2 separate regions of the Homo sapiens genome follow, and region 1 is linked to region 2. The links are chromatin loops, found by intact Hi-C in ENCODE. Cell type or tissue: dorsolateral prefrontal cortex. All regions are shown on one strand.

What was found. A loop is a pair of places that touch in the nucleus more often than their neighbours do. Peaks named below come from ENCODE experiments on the same cell type or tissue, not always from the same donor. Only the 100,000 strongest peaks of a DNase experiment are listed, where the experiment ranks them.
Region 1: it touches region 2 in a loop (5-fold over the local background); 41 of 110 quality-filtered maps call a loop at or near these places.

What each region holds. Positions count from the first base shown.
Region 1 is chr19:48,263,062-48,271,061 of GRCh38, reverse strand. It overlaps ZNF114 (zinc finger protein 114), which reads right to left and starts at 981. Exons shown (of 6, transcript NM_153608.4): 1 at 843-981. ZNF114-AS1 (ZNF114 antisense RNA 1) reads left to right here. Exons shown (of 3, transcript XR_936008.4): 2 at 829-917; 3 at 7,878-8,000. RefSeq lists an enhancer at 3,920-3,969. In dorsolateral prefrontal cortex, CTCF peaks have their summits at 3,654 and 3,866 (motif pointing left); no DNase peak of the experiment used is centred here; H3K4me3 peaks cover 481 bases; H3K27ac peaks cover 250 bases.
Region 2 is chr19:48,580,397-48,588,396 of GRCh38, reverse strand. It overlaps SULT2B1 (sulfotransferase family 2B member 1), which reads right to left. Exons shown (of 7, transcript NM_177973.2): 3 at 960-1,168. Among named protein-coding and RNA genes, the nearest start is that of SPACA4, 22 kb to the left of the region's middle. In dorsolateral prefrontal cortex, CTCF peaks have their summits at 3,736 and 3,944 (motif pointing right); a DNase peak (open chromatin) is centred at 3,966; H3K4me3 peaks cover 661 bases; H3K27ac peaks cover 465 bases.

The sequences.
Region 1 (8,000 bases), 320 kb after region 2:
TTTTTTGAGACGGAGTCTCGCTCTGTCGCCCAGGCTGGAGTGCAGTGGCGCGATCTCGGTTCACTGCAACCTCCGCCTCCCGGGTTCATGCCATTCTCTCGCCTCAGCCTCCGAGTAGCTGGGACTACAGGCGCCCGCCACCACCCTGGCTAAGTTTTTGTATTTTTAGTAAAGACAGGGTTTCAGCGATCTCCTGACCTCGTGATCCGCCCGCCTCGGCCTCCCAAAGTGCTGAGATTACAGGCGTGAGCCACCGCGCCCGGCCCTTCTTTTCTTTTCTTTCTTTCTTTCTTTCTTTCTCTTTTTTCTCTTTTCTTTCTTTCCCTTTTTTCTCTTTCTTTCTTCTCTTTCTTTCTTTTCCTCTCCCTCCCTCCTTCCTTCCTTTTTTCTCTTTCTTTCTTCTTTTTCTTTCTCTCTCTCCCTTCCTCCTTTTCTCCCTCCCTCCCTTCCTCCCTCCCTTCTTTCTTCTCTTTCTTTCTTTCTTCTTTCTTTTTTCTTTCTCTTTCTTCCCTCCCTCCCTTCTTTCCTTTCTCTCTCTCCCTCCCTTTCTCTTTCTTTCTTTCTTTCCTTCCTTCCCCCCTTCCTCTCTCCCTCTCTGCCCCTCCCTCCCTCCCTTCCTTCCTTTTTTATTTTTTTCCTTTTCTTATTCTTTTTTTCTTTTTTTTTTTCTGAGACAAGTTCTTGCTCTGTCCTTCAGGCTGGAGTGCAGTGGCGCAATCTTGGCTCACTGCAGCCTCAAGCGATCCTACCACTTCAGTCTCCCAAGTAGCTGGGACCACAGGCACGTACAAGGCATGCCTGGCTAATTTTAATTTTTTTTTTTTTTAGAGATGAAAACTCACTATGCTGCCCAGACTCGTCTCGAACTCCTGGGTGTCACGCGTGTCCGTATAGAAGACCACCTAAACAGGCTTTGTGTAAGCAACAAAGGCTGTTTATTCACTTGGGTGCAAGTGGGCTGAGTTGGAAAAGAGAGTCAGCGAAGGGAGATAGGAGAGGGGCAGCTTTATAGGGCTGGGGTAGGCAGTGGAAAGTTACAGTTAAAGGTGGTTATTTGTTGTCAGCAGGGGAGGGGCTCACAAGGTGCATTGTGGAGAGATCATGGGACTCATTGTCCAGGAGAAGAATGTCACAGGGTCGACTGATCAGTTGGGGCAGGGCAGGAACAAGTCATAATGGTGGAATGTCATAAGGTGGGTTAATCAGTTAAGGCAGGAACTGGCTGTTTCACTTCTTTTGTGGTTTTTCGGCTGCTCCAGACTTCTTGGCTCCTGCAGGCCATCTGGACGTATATGTGTAGGTCACAGGGGTTACAATGGCTGAGCTTCGGCTCAGAGGCCTGACACTGGGCTTAAAGTGATCCTCTGGCCTTGGGAGGCTGAGGTGGGCAGATCACCTGAGGCGAGGAGTTCAAGGCCAACATGGCGAAACCCTGTCTCTACTAAAAATACAAAAACGAGCTGGGCATGGTGGTGCATACCTGTAATCCCAGCTGCTCGGGAGGCTGAGGCAGGAGAATCGTTTGAACCTGGGAGGAGGAGGTTGCAGTGAGCTGAGATAGCGCCATTGCACTCCAGCCTGGGTGACAGAGCAAGACTCCGTTTCAAAACAAACAAAACAAAACAAAACCCAAAATGACTGCCTAAACCCAGACCTCTAGGACACAGACTCAGTTTCCCACCCTGACTCTGCTTAACTGGGGAGTCGCTTGATCTTCAGGTGCCCCTGATGCAAATCAGCTGAACAAAGCGTTTATCCTCTACTCGAGTTACATCGTTTCTTTTCCTTTGAGGGTCCCCAGCAAACCTTGATGTGCATCTCTTTTTCTTTTGGTTCTTTGGGAGGAAAGATTAAGCCCAGCCCAGCCAGCTCCTGGAGCTCCCCAGGAAGGAAGGGCTGGGAGTCCCTATCTGGTCAATTAAATAATTTATTTATTTATTTATTTTGAGACGGAGTTTCGCTCTTGTTGCCCAGGCTGGAGTGCGATGGCGCAATCTCAGCTCACCACAACCTCTGCCTCCCGGGTTCAAGCAATTCTCCCACCTCAGCCTCCCGAGTAGCTGGGATTACAGGCACACGTCACCATGCCTGGCTAAGTTTTGTGTCTTTAGTAGAGACGGGGTTTCTCCATGTTGGTCAGGCTGGCCTCGAACTCGCAACCTCAGGTGATCCACCTGCCTCGGCCTCCCGAAGTGCTGGGATTACAGGCATGAGCCACTGCACCCCGGCCTAAATAATTTATTTTTTATGGACTGTCTTTCTTCACTCTAGTAATGAAATTCTACCATAAAGCTTAAATTGCCAAATATTGATCATACTTACCCCAGTTACATTTTTTTACGGTGATAAAATATACATCACAAACATTTCCATGTGAACCATTTTTTTTTTTTTTTTTGTGACGGACTCTCCCTCTGTCACCCAGGCTGAGGTGCAGTGGCACGATCTTGGCTCACTGCAAGCTCTGCCTCCCGGGTTCACGCCATTCTCCTGCCTCAGCCTCCTGAGTAGCTGGGACTACAGGCATCTGCCACGCCCAGCTATTTTTTTTGTATTTTTAGTAGAGATGGGGTTTCACCATGTTAGCCAGGATGGTCTCGATCTCCTGACCTCGTGATCCACCCACCTCGGCCTCCCAAAGTGCTGGGATTACAGACATGAGCCACCGTGCCCGGCCTCCATGTGAACCATTTTAAAGTGTACACTTCAGTGGCATTAAGTACAGCCACATCGCTGTGTAACCATCATCACGATTCATCTCCAGAACTTTGTCATCTTTCCCAATTAAAACTCCGTACCCGTTAAATAATCACACCCCATTCCCTTTTTCTCTCAGTCCCTGGTAAGCTCTGTTCTACTTTCTGTGTCCAGGAATTTGACTGTTCTAGGAATCTCCTAGAAGTGGAATCACTCGGCCTTTGCCTTTTTGTGTCTGACGTATTTAATTTTGCACAATGTTTTCCAAGTTCACCTACGGTGAAGCATGTATCAGTATTTCATTCCTTTTAAAGTCTGAAAAGTATTCCACGGTATGTAGTGTTCAAAAGTAAAATGTATGGCTGGGCATGGTGGCTCACACCTGTAATCCCAGCACTTTGGGAAGCTGAGGCGGGCGGATCACCTGCGGTCAGGAGTTCAACACCAGCCTGGCCAACATGGTGAAACCCCGTCTCTACTAAAAATACAAAAATGAGCCAGGCATGGTAGTGCATGCCTGTAGTCCCAGGTACTCGGGAGGCTGAGGCGGGAGAATTGTTTGAACCTGACGGGGAGAGGTTGCAGTGAGCCGAGATCGTGCCACTGCACTCCAGCCTGGGCAACAGAGTGAGACTCTGTCTCAAAAAAAAAAAAAAAAAAAAAAAAGTACAATGTGACATAAGAAAATTTCTGACCTCGGGCTGGGGGCGTTGGCTCACACCTGTAATCTCAGCACTTTGGGAGGCTGAGGTGGGCGGATCACCTGAGGTCAGGAGTTCAAGACCAGCCTGACCAAAATGGAGATACCCCGTCTCTACTAAAAATACAAAATTAGCCGGGCGTGGTGGCGCATGCCTGTAATTCCAGCTACTCGGGAGGCTGAGGCAGGAGAATCGCTTGAACCTGGGAGGCGGAGGTTGCGGTGAGCCGAGTGTGCCATTGCACTCCAGCCTGGGCAACAAGAGCGGAACTCCATAAAAAAAAAAAAGAAAATTTCTGACCTCTTCCCCAAATAAACTACCTGCACGTAAGCCCTCATTTCAGGCTCTCCTTTTTGGAGGCTCCCAAATTATGACCGAAGGAGTCCAAGGACTTGAGAAGAACCCTGTTAAACCTTGGTTCAGGTCTGGGCTCAGGGCACTAAAGGATATTCCTCTTGCGACCTCTAGTGGTTGTAGGTGTCCAATTCCCTTCTATTTTCTCTGGGTCTTCATCTCCAGCAGTGCTTCCCTTCCCTTGTTTTCTCATCCTCTCCCTTCAAAAACCTGCTTCTTGGCCAGGGGCGGTGGCTCACGCCTGTAATCCCAGCACTTTGGGAGCCTGAGGCGGGCGGATCACGAGATCAGGAGTTCGAGACCAGCTTGGCCAACATGGTGAAACCCAGTCTCTACTAAAAATACAAAAATTAGCTGGGTGTGGTGGACGCCTGTAATCCCAGCTACTTGGGAGGCTGAGGCAGGAGAATCGCTGGAAGCCAGGAGGCGGAGGTTGCAGTGAGCCAAGATTGCGCCACTGCACTCCAGCCTGGGTGACAGAGCGAGACTCTGTCTCAAAAAAAAAAAAAAAAAAAAAACCCACAAAAAACCACAAAAAAACCTGCTTCTTTTCTGGTATCCTCAATATCCCGTTTCACCTATGCCTTCACTGCTAGGTGGATCTTTTTAAAGAAAATTGGGAACATTATATTATTTCACCTGTAAAAATATCACTACGATGGCCAGGTACAGTGGTTCATGCTTTGAGAGGCCGAAGTGGGTGGATTGCCTGAGCTCAGGAGTTCGAGACCACCCTGGGCAAAATGGCAAAACCCTGTCTCTAAAAAAAAAAAAAAAAAAATTAGTCAGGCGTGTGGTGCACGTAGTCCCAGCTACTTCAGCTACTTGGGAGGCTGAGGCGGGAGGATCACTTGAGCTCAGGAGGTGGAGGTTGTAGTGAGCTGAGATCTTGCCACTGCACTCCACTCTGGGTGACAGAGTGAGACTCTGTATCAATAAATAAAAAATAAAAAATAAAAATATCACTATGTATGTTTAAAAGATGAAGAGTTAAAAAATGCTTTACTGTCTTACATGAATACTCCCTTACAATGAAAAGTAATCATCATTCAGGACATCATAAAATATCCCGTTAATGTTGTCATTTCCCTGGTTCTTATTTTTACTTTATTGCTTTGCATAGAGATACAAATCATCCACTATAATAGGTTTTTGTGTGTGTGTGTTAATTCTTTGTTAATCTAAGTTGCCACTTATTTAATTCCATCCCCCCATTCAAACATTGCTATTGTTGTAGAAAGTAGGTCATTTTTTCTGTAAAATTTTCTTTGGTTTCAGTTTTGCCAATTAGATCCTTGTGTTGTCATTTAACATGTTTTTCTTTCTTTCTTTCTTTCTTTTTTGAGACGGAGTTTCGCTCCTGTTGCCTAGGTTGGAGTGCAATGGCGTGATCTCGGCAAACTGCAACCTCCGCCTCCTGGGTTCACACCATTCTCCTGCCTCAGCCTCCCGAGTAGCTGGGATTACAGGTGCCCACCACCAGGCCCTGCTAATTTTTTTTGTATTTTCAGTAGAGACGTGGTTTCACCATACTGGCCAGGGTGATCTCGAACTCCTGACCTCAGGTGATCTGCCCGCCTCAGCGTCCCAAAGTGCTGGGATTACCAGCGTGAGCCACTGTGCCCGGCCTTGGTTGCCTGTTTTTATGGTTATTTCTTCATGATATGGTAACCAAGGGGTGGATTATTCATGCCTTCCCTTTTTGGTCCACATAGGGTAACTTCCTGACGTTGCCATGGCATCTGTAAACTGTGATGGAGCTGGTGGGAGTGTAGCAATGAGGACCACCAGAGGTCACTCTCGTCGCCATCCTGGTTTTGGTGGGTTTTGGCCGGCTCCTTTACTGCAACCTGTTTTATCAGCAAGGTCTTTATGACCTGTATCTTGTGCCGACCTCCTATCTCATCCTGTGACTTAGAATGCCTTCATCATTTGGGAATGCAGCCCGGTAGGTCTCAGCCTCATTTTCTCCACCTCCTACTCAAGATGGAGTTGCTCTGGTTCAAATGCCTCTGACAAAATGTCTACGGAGGCCGGGCGCGGTGGCTCATGCCTGTAACCCCAGCACTTTTGGAGGTTGAGGCGAGTGGGTCATGAGGACAGGAGTTCAAGACCAGCCTGGCCAACATGGTGAAACCCCCATCTCTACTAAAAATACAAAAATTAGCTGAGCGTGGCGGTGGGCACCTGTAATCCCAGCTACTCAGGAGACTGAGGCAAGAGAATCATTAGAACCTGAGAGGCAGAGGTTGCAGTGAGCTGAGATCATGCCATTGCATTCCAGCCTGGGCAACAAGAGCGAAACTCCATCTCAAAAGAAAAAAAAATGTCTATGGGAGGTGGGCAGTCTCCCATAGCTGGGACATCAGCGGTCTGTGGTGACAGCCTGTCATCCCTCTGTCCCTTCACTAACCCCTCCCCTAGGAGCCTTTCAGTGCTGGGAACTGGCCCTAGCGTTCAGCTACCCCACACCACATTCCCAGGTTCCTAGCTCTTCAGCCCTGTTGTCTGCATGCCTCTGTATCAACTCTTGGTGTTTTTCCTACGAAGATCTTCTCTAAGTCTGTTGGTTTATCCAATATCTTGGTTTCTCTTGGTGGGAGTGGTGCTTCTGGGCTGTGTCCAGTCAGGCATCTTGACCCTCCTCTAGGCATGATTTTGAAAATTTAATCTGTTCCCTGACTTCCTGGAAACATAAGCTGGCTGGGAAATGGGCTTGCGAGACATTGTGACATCCCGAGGAGACTTCTCCTCATTGGGAGGGATCAGAGGCTGCCCTTGCTCTTCTCCCTTTTGTCTCTTGTGAGATGTGAAGCTTCATGTGAATATTGTGTGGAGCCAACACCATGGAAGGCAAGGTGGACACCTGGAGAAACGTTCCTTCCCTGTGGTGTTTTTGGAGCTCATGGATCAGCCTCCCTAGGGTCAGTCCTACCTTCTGTCCTTGCATTCAACGGAGCCAGGACACTCTCTTTATATTTTTACTGCATTGAAGTTGAACTTTCAGTCATTTGCCACACAAGAGTTTACACAGATCCAGAGGACATTGCAGATTGCTGCCCTGGGTGATTTAAAAAATTAATCTGGAGATGACATTAGGAGATAGAGCATTGTAGACCTGGATCCATTACTTGCCAGTTAATGGAAATTTACTTTTTTTTTTTTTTTTTTTTGAGACAGAGTCTCACTCTGTCTTCCAGGCTGGAGTGCAGAGGCACGATCTCGGCTCACTGCAACCTCCGCTACCTGGGTTCAACCAATTCTCGTGCCTCAGCTTTCCAAGTAGCTGGGATTACAGGCATGGGCCACCACGCCCGGCTAATTTTGTATTTTTAGTAGAGACGGGGTTTCTCCATATTGGTCAGGCTGGTCTCGTACTCCCAACCTCAGGTTATCCGCCAGCCTCAGCCTCCCAAAGTATTGGGATTATAGGCATGAGCCACCGTGCCCAGCCTGCATTTCATTTAACTTTGCTACACTGTATATGTTGTGTAGGTACTGGACAAATGGGTCCTAATTTTATAATATCTAGTATCTAGATATTAAAGAGTTTGTCAATATAAGACAAAACTAGAGTTAGTAAACTAATATATTTTGTACACTTTGTGTTAAAATTAATTAAAAGGCTATCTTCCGAAAAGGACTTTTGGAAGTGAAATGGTGATTATTTTCCTTGCCTTCCATTCTTCTCTCGTACAACTCTAATCATTTTTCTTGCCTAAATTGTCACCTTGATTTCTTTAAAATACTTGGGTTTAGGGACCGTTGTCTAATCCATTACCTTCACCGGCTCTGCTATGACATTTTTTAAAGATTAGATTTTTAAAATAATGGCTTTATGGATATATAGTTCACAAACCACACAATTCACCCACTTAAACTATACAATTCAATGTTGTATATATAGTATAGTTATGAAGTTGTACAACCACCACCACACTCAGTTTTAGGACAGCGTCATCACCTCAAAAAGAAACTCATTAAGTGGCACTCCCCGTTCCCCACAGGCACGCACACCCAGCCACAGGCACCCACGCATCCACCTTCTGTCTCCATAGGTTTACTCATTCTGACGTTTGATTTAATAGGAGTTGTTATGGACTGAATGTATGTGTCCACCCTCAGGTTCACGTGTTGAAATCCTAACTCCAAATATGATGATAGGAGGAGATGGGGCCTTCGGGAGGTGATGAGGTCATGAGGGTGGAATCCTCATGAATGGTCTCAACGCCCTTAGAAAAGAGACCC
Region 2 (8,000 bases):
GGGATTACAGGCATGTGCCACCACGCCCAGCTAACTTTGTATTTTTAGTAGAGACAGGTTTTCTCCATGTTGGTCAGGATGGTCTCAAACTCCTGACCTCAGGTGATCTGCCCACCTTGGCTTCCCAAAGTGCTGGGAGTACAAACGTGAGCCACTGCGCCTGGCTGTAATTTTTTTTTTTTTTTTTGAGATGAAATCTTGGTCTGTCTCCCAGGCTGGAGTGCAGTGGTGCCATCTCAGCTCACTGCAACCTCCACCTCCCAGGTTCCAGCAATTCTCCTGCCTTAGCCTCCTGAGTAGCTGGGATTACAGGCACCCACCACCAGATCCGACTAATTTTTGTATTTTTAGTAGAGACATGGTTTCACCATGTTGGCCAAGCTGGTATTGAACTCCTGGCCTCAAGTGATCTGCCTGCCTCTGCCTCCCAAAGTGCTGGGATTACAGGCGTGAGCCACCATGCCAGCACCGGCTTTTTTTTTTTTTTTTTTTTTTTTTTTTTTTTTGAGACAGTCTTGCCCTGTTGCCTAGGATGGAGTGCAGTAAGGTGATTTCAGCTCAGTGCAGCCTTGACCTGCTGGGCTCAAGTGATCCTCCCACCTCAGCATTCCAAGTAGCTGGGACTACAAGTGTGTGCCACCACGTCTGACTGATTTTTAAAATTTCTTGTAATGATGTGGTCTGACTATGTTGCCCAAGCTGGTCTCAAACTCCTGGCCCAAAGTGATCCTCCCGCCTCAGCCTCCCAAAGTGCTGGGACTACAGGCATGAGCCATCACTCCCTGCCAAAGGGCAGGCATTTCTGTGTGTATATTGACCACTGTGCTAGATCAGAGTCAGGCACATAGTAGGTGTTTAACAAATAGGTGCTGAATGAATCAATGAGTTATGCTCCGTCCCCCCATTACCCCATACACCCATGCAGCCCCTCCCAACTGACACACACCCCTCCTCCCAACCTTGGCCTTGGAGCTGAAGAAGGCCTTGGTGAAGATCTGGATGGGAAGATGGGAGCTCATGAGGCGGGGGCTGTACTGGTCCGGGAGGCTGAAGGCACCCACAATGGTCTCACACCAGGGTGCCCGCTCCCAGATGGGCACGGAGCGGATCCAGGATGGATCCCCTTCCTTCAGGATTAAGCAGATGATCTCGATCATCCAGGTCGTGCCTGTTGGGAGAAATCGAGCAGATTAATTGGGTGTGGGAGGGCTGAAGAGGGAGATATCATCAGAATAATCACAACAGCACTTATTGAGCAATTTGCCACCTTTTATTATTTTTTTTTAAGACAGAGTCTTACTCTGTTGCCCACGCTGGAGTGCAATGGCGCGATCTCGGCTCACTGCAACCTCCACCTCCCAGGCTCAAGCAATTCTCCTGCCTCAGCCTCAGCCGAGTAGCTAGCATTACAAGCGCCCACCACCACGCCTGGCTAATTTTGTATTTTTAGTAGAGACGAGGTCTCCCCATGTTGGCCAGGCTGGTCTCGAACTCCTGACCTCAGGTGCTCTGCCCACCTCGGCCTCCCAAACTGCTGGGATTACAGCTGTGAGCCACCACGCCCTGCCTGACAGCATTTATTGAGCAATTTACCACCTATTTTATCACACTGATTCCTTACAGCTGGCAGAGAAGGCAAGGTTGCTTAACCTCATTTTCGGAGCCAGAAACTGAGCCTTACAGAAACCATGTCGCTCGTCCAAGGGGACAAAGCTAGGAAAGTGGTGCAGGGCAGAGACTGGTGAGCTGTCCACCCAACCCCATTTCATTTTTCTGCTGGGAATATGGCGTGATGACCTTTTCTCTTCTCCCCTGCTGCTATGTGTGGGGCCAAGAGACTGGGTCTGGCCAAGGAAGTATAGGTGGCGGCGATGTGATGTGCGGCTATTTCCAGGCCTGGCCCATAAACGCACGCCACGTGACTCTCCACTCCCTCTCTGCTTCTGGATACAGAGACTCCAGGGGAGAATCTGGGACTCCCGGGGATGGCAGAGCCATAAGATGGAAGGAACCAAATGTCTGGGAATGCATGGATATCCCCCCACCAACTTCCTTCCACCCTTCCTGCACCAACTACAGTTTATAGGAAAAAGAAACAAACTTGGCTTCAGCCGCTGAAATTCTGAGGCTGATCTATTAGTACAGCCAGAATTGCTTTACTTATTTATTTTTTTGGGGACAGAATCTTGCTCTGTCACCCAGGCTGGAGTGCAGTGGTGTGATCACAGCTCACTGCAGCCTTGAAATCCCGGGCTTAAGAGATCCTCCTGCCTCAGCCTCCCGAGTAGCTGAGACCACAGGTGCACACAACCACACCTGGCTAATTTCTTATTTTTATTTTTAGAAGACATACGGTCCCACTATGTTGCCCAGGCTGGTCTTGAACTCCTGGGCTCAAGCAATCCTCCTGCCTCAGCCTCCCAAGGTGCTGGGAGCAGAGGCATCATGCCCAGCAGGCACTCCTTTAATACATGGAGAAAGCTGGAATTGAACCCAGGTGTCTGGACATAAAAATCTCTGCTCTTTTCACTTTTCACTGCCCACTTTTGAGGGTCACCCCTTTTTTTATTATACTTTAAGTTTTAGGGTACATGTGCACAACGTGCAGGTTAGTTACATATGTATACATGTGCCATGTTGGTGTGCTGCACCCATTAACTCATCATTTAACATTAGGTATATCTCCTAATGCTATCCCTCCCCCCTACCCCCACTTTTTTTCTTTTTGAGACGGAGTTTTGCTCTTGTTGCCCAAGCTGGAGTGCAATGGCGCGATCTTGGCTCACTGCAACCTCCGCCTCCCGGTTTCAAGTGATTCTCCTGCCTCAGCCTCCCTAGTAGCTGGGGTTACAGGCATGCACCACCACGCCTGGCTAATTTTTGGTATTTTTAGTAGAGATGGGATTTCACCATGTTAGCCAGGCTGGTCTCGAACTCTTGACCTCCAGTGATCCACCTGCCTCAGCCTCCCAAAGTGCTGGGATTACAGGAGTAAGCCACTGCGCCCGGCTGAGGTTCACCTCTTTATTTCTGTGGGGAGCCACAGAATGTTACCTAGTGGAAAGGGACCTCATCAAGGACCCAATTCACAGTTTTGAATTTCAGGAGACCACAGGCTGTTCAGAAGAGAAACAATTACGTTCAAAATTACTTTCTGTTAGTATTCATTGCATTTAATTCTTTTTGAGACAGGATTCCGCTCTGTGACCTGGGCTGGTGTGCACTGTTGCAGTCACAGCTTACTTCAGCTTCAGCCTCCAACTCCCAGGCTCAAGTGATCCTCCCACCTCAGCCTCTGGAGTAGCTAGACCACATGTACCCAGCTTTTTTTTTTTTTTTTTTTTTTTTGAGAAGGAGTCTCACTCTGTTGCCCAGGCTGGAGTGCAGTGGCTCTATCTCGGCTCACTGAAACCTCTGCCTCCTGGATTCAAGCAATTCTCCTGCCTCAGCCTCCCAAGTAGCTGGGACTAGAAGTGTGCCACCACGCCTGGCTAGTTTTTGTATTTTTAGTAGAGATGGGGTTTTGCCATGTTGGCCAGGTTGGTCTCAAACTCCTGACCTCAGGTGATCCACCTGCCTTGGCCTCCCAAAGTGCTGGGATTATAGGCATGAGCCACCATGCCCAGCCTGCGCCCACCTAATTTTTAAAATTTTTGTAGAGATGGGGTCTCACTGTGTTGCCCAGGCTGGTCTGGAGCTCCTGGCCTCTAGCGATCCTCCTGCCTTGGCCTCCCAAAGTGCTGGGATTACAGGCGTAAGCCACCACATCCAATCCATTCACTGGATTTCATTCTAACAACCACCTTGTACCAGTTATCAGTTTACAGGCTGGTGGCTCCAACTTCATGCCTCTCTGCCGTTTTTGTGATATTGGAGCTGGACCCTGTAAACATTTCTCCTCTGCCAGCTAGCTCAGTGTTAAACCTTGTCAGCAGAGGGCGCTGGAGGAACACTGAATGAGGATGGGGCTCTTCCTGATTCTCACGAGCTCCTCTTAGCGGGATCTTGTGATGGACAGGGGCCAGCCCTGCACTAGACACGCAGTGACGTTTACCCCTCCCCCTAGCAAATTTCAGTGGCCTGTTGCACTTCAGTGAACTTCTCAGTCACCCAGTGGGTCATGACCATACCTCTGCAGCGAAACTCTAATCTTGTGTGGGGAGCCGGTTGGGCAGGGAAGTCCTTCTTCCCAATTTCTTTCTTTCTTGGGAGTTTGGCTTCAGCCCTAGAGGAAGTGGCTGCACCCTATTTTAGCTATTCCTGTGTGTGGTGTTTTTTGTTTGTTTGAGACGGAGTCTTGCTGTGTTTCCAGGCTGGAGTGCAGTGGCGCGATCTCAGCTCACTGCAACCTCCACCTCCCGGGTTCAAGTGATTCTCCTGCCTCAGCTTCCCGAATAGCTGTGACTACAGGCGCACGCCAGCATGCCCAGCTAATTTTTGTATTTTTAGTAGAGACAGGGTTTCACCATGTTGGTCAGGATGATCTCAATCTCTTCACCTCGTGATCTGCCTGCCTCAGCCTCCCAAAGTGCTGGGATTACAGGCGTAAGCCACTGTGCCTGGCCTTTTGTTTGTTTGTTTGAGACAGTCTGGCTCTGTCGCCCAGGCTGGAGTGCAGTGGCGCAATCTCCACTCACTGCAACCTCCGCCTCCTGGGTTCCAGCCATTCTCATGCCTCAGCTTCCCAAGCAGCTGGGACTACAGGCGCGCACCACCAGGCCCGGCTAATTTTTGTATTTTTAGTAGAGACGGGGTTTGGCCATTTTGGCCAGGCTGGTCTTGAACTCCTGACCTCAGGTGATCCGCCCGCCTCGGCCTCCCAGAGTGCTGGGATTACAGGCATGAGCCACTGCACCCGGACGAATTTCCTTCCTTTTTACAGCTGAATAATATTCCATTGTATGAATATAGCATAATTTGTTTATCCATTCATTCATGAACGGCAGATATTTGGATAGTTTCAGCTTTTGGTCATTGCAAATAATGTGGCTATGAACATTGGTGTACAAATATCTGTCAGAGTGCCCCCACCTAGTATTTAGTTCTTTTGGGCATATTCCTGGAAGTGGAACTGCTGAGTTAATATGGTAATTCTATCTTTAATTTTTTGAGGAACTGCCAAACTGTTTTCCATAGCAGCTGTACCATTCTACATGCTCACCAACAGTGCACAAGGGCCCCATTTTCTCAACATCCTTGCCACACTTGGTATTTTCTTCTGTTTTTTCTTTTATTTTTTATTTTTGAGACAGAGTTTTGCTCTTGTTGCCTAGGCTGGAGTGCAATGGAGTGATCTCGGCTCACTGCAACCTCCACCTCCAGGGTTCAAGCGATTCTCCTGCCTCAGCCTCCCAAGTAGCTGGGACTACAGGCATGCACGACCACGCCTGGCTAATTTTTTTTTTTTGTAGAGATAGGATTTTGCCATGTTGCCCAGGCTGGTCTTGAACTCCTGGGCTTAAGCTATCCACTTGCCTTGGCCTCCCAAAGTGCTGGGATTACAGGCATGAGCCACCGTGCCTGACTGCAAATAATTCTTTTTTCATTTTATTTTGAGACAGGGTCTCGCTCTGTTGCCCAGACTGGAGTGCATTGGTACGATCTTGGCTCACTACAACCTCTGCCTCCCCAGTTCAAGCAATTCTCATGCCTCAGCCTTCCGAGTAGTTGGGACCACAGGCGCGCACCACCATGCCCAGCTAATTTTTGTATTTTTAGTAGATATGGGGTCATGTAGGCCAGTCTGGTCTCCTATTGCTGGCCTCAAGTGATCCGCCTGCCTCGACCTCCCAAAGTGCTGGGATTTCAGGTGTTAACCACACCCCCGGCTCAGAGAACAAGCTTCCACAATTTCTATAGAGGGAAATGTAGCCATTACATATCAAAATTACAAATGTACAGACTCTGACCAAGCAATTCTTTGTCCAGATATTTGTCCTAGAGGTAAGTGTGTTCAATGCCAAGTACTGCATGTACAAGGCATTGTGTTTAAAGTTTACATTGTATATACATAGGCAAAAGATTGAACATTAATATCAGTCACTAGGAAACTGGTTAAGCAAGAATTATTGTATATCCTATGTTATGAAATACCACGGAACTATTTAAAAAAACCAGAAACTTATTTGTTTAAAGTTCCAAGATGGGACAATGTCAAGGTATAAGGAGAAAGAAAAACATAAGCAAAATCAAGGCTGGTCACAGTGGCTCACGCCTGTAATCCCTGCACTTTGGGAGGCCGAGGCAGGTGGATCTCCTGAGGTCAGGGGTTCGAGACCAGCCTGGCCCACATGGCAAAACCCCGTCTCTACTAATAATTCAAAAATTAGCCAGGCATGGTGGCGGGCACCTGTAATCCCAGCTACTCGGGAGGTTGAGGCAGGAGAATCGCTTGAACCCAGGAGGCGGAGGTTGCAGTAAGCCAAGATGGCACCACTACACTCCAGCCTGGGCGACAGAGCGAGACTTCATCTCTAATAATAATAATAATAATAATAATAATAATATAATAATAATAATAAAACATACTCTGAGAAGACGCTGATATGAAAATGAAAAGACAAGCCATAGATTGGGAGAAAATATTTGCAAAACAAGTATCTGATCAAGGATCTGTACTCACATCATATAAAGAACTCTCGGCCGGGCACGGTGGCTCACGCCTGTAATCCCAGCACTTTGGGAGGCCGAGGCGGGTGGATCACAAGGTCAGGAGATCGAGACCATCCTGGCTAACACGGTGAAACCCCGTCTCTACTAAAAATACAAAAAATTAGCCGGGCGTGGTGGTGGGCGCCTGTAGTCCCAGCTACTCGGGAGGCTGAGGCAGGAGAATGGCGTGAACCTGGGAGGCAGCTGAGATCGCGCCACTGCACTCCAGCCTAGGTGACAGAGCGAGACTCTGTCTCAAAAAAAAAAAAAAAACTCTCAAATCTCAATGATAAGAAAACAATCCAATTCAAAAGAGGAAAAATATTTCAACACTTTACCAAATAATACATTTGTGAGCTTCAAGTCAGTGGCAAGTAATAGAACAAACAAAAAGGAATATATGGCCAGGTGCGGTGGCTCATGCCTGTAATCCCAGCACTTTGGGAGGCCGAGTTGGGCGGATCACCTGAGATTGGGAGTTCGAGACCAGCCTGACCAACATGGAGAAACCCCCGATCTACTAAAAAAAAAAAAAAAATGCAAAAACCAGGCATGGTGGCACATGCCTGTAATCCCAGCTACTAGGGAGGCTGAGGCAGGAGAATCACTTGAACCTGGGAGGTGGAGGTTACAGTGAGCTGAGATCGCGCCATTGCACTCCAGCCTGGGAAATAAGAGTGAAACTCCATCTCAAAAAAAAAAAAAAAAAAAAAAAAGGAATATATATGATGGCTAATGAGCACATGAAAAGATGCTCAAACACCATTAGCTGTTAGGGAAATGCAAATTAATACTACAGTGAAACACCAGTAGGCACCTATCAAAATAGCTTTAGAAAAAAACTGGCCAGGCACAGTGGCTCATGCCTGTAATCCCAGCACTTTGGGAGGCTGAGGCAGGAAGATCGCTTGAGCCCAGGCATTCGAGACCAACCAGAGACCCTTATCGCTACAAAAATTAGCTGGGTGTGGTGGCTATTAGGGAGGCTGGGGTGGGAGCATCACTTGTGCCCAGGAGTTCGAGGTTGCAGTGAGCCATGATCTTCCCACTACACTTCAGCCTGGGCAACCGAGCAAGACCTTGTCTCCAATAAGTAAATCTCTGTTGATGCTAATCACTGGAGAAGATGTGGGGCAATAGAGGATCATCTATTGCTGGGAAGAATGAAAAAAGATAAAGCCACTTCGGGCTGGCACGGTGGCTCACGCCTATAATCCCAGCACTTTGGGAGGCTGAGGTGGGTAGATTGACTGAGGTGAGGAGTTTGAAACCAGCCTGGCCAACATGGTGAAACCCCGTCTCTACTAAAAATACAAAAATTAGCTGGGCGTGGTGGTGCATGTCTGTGG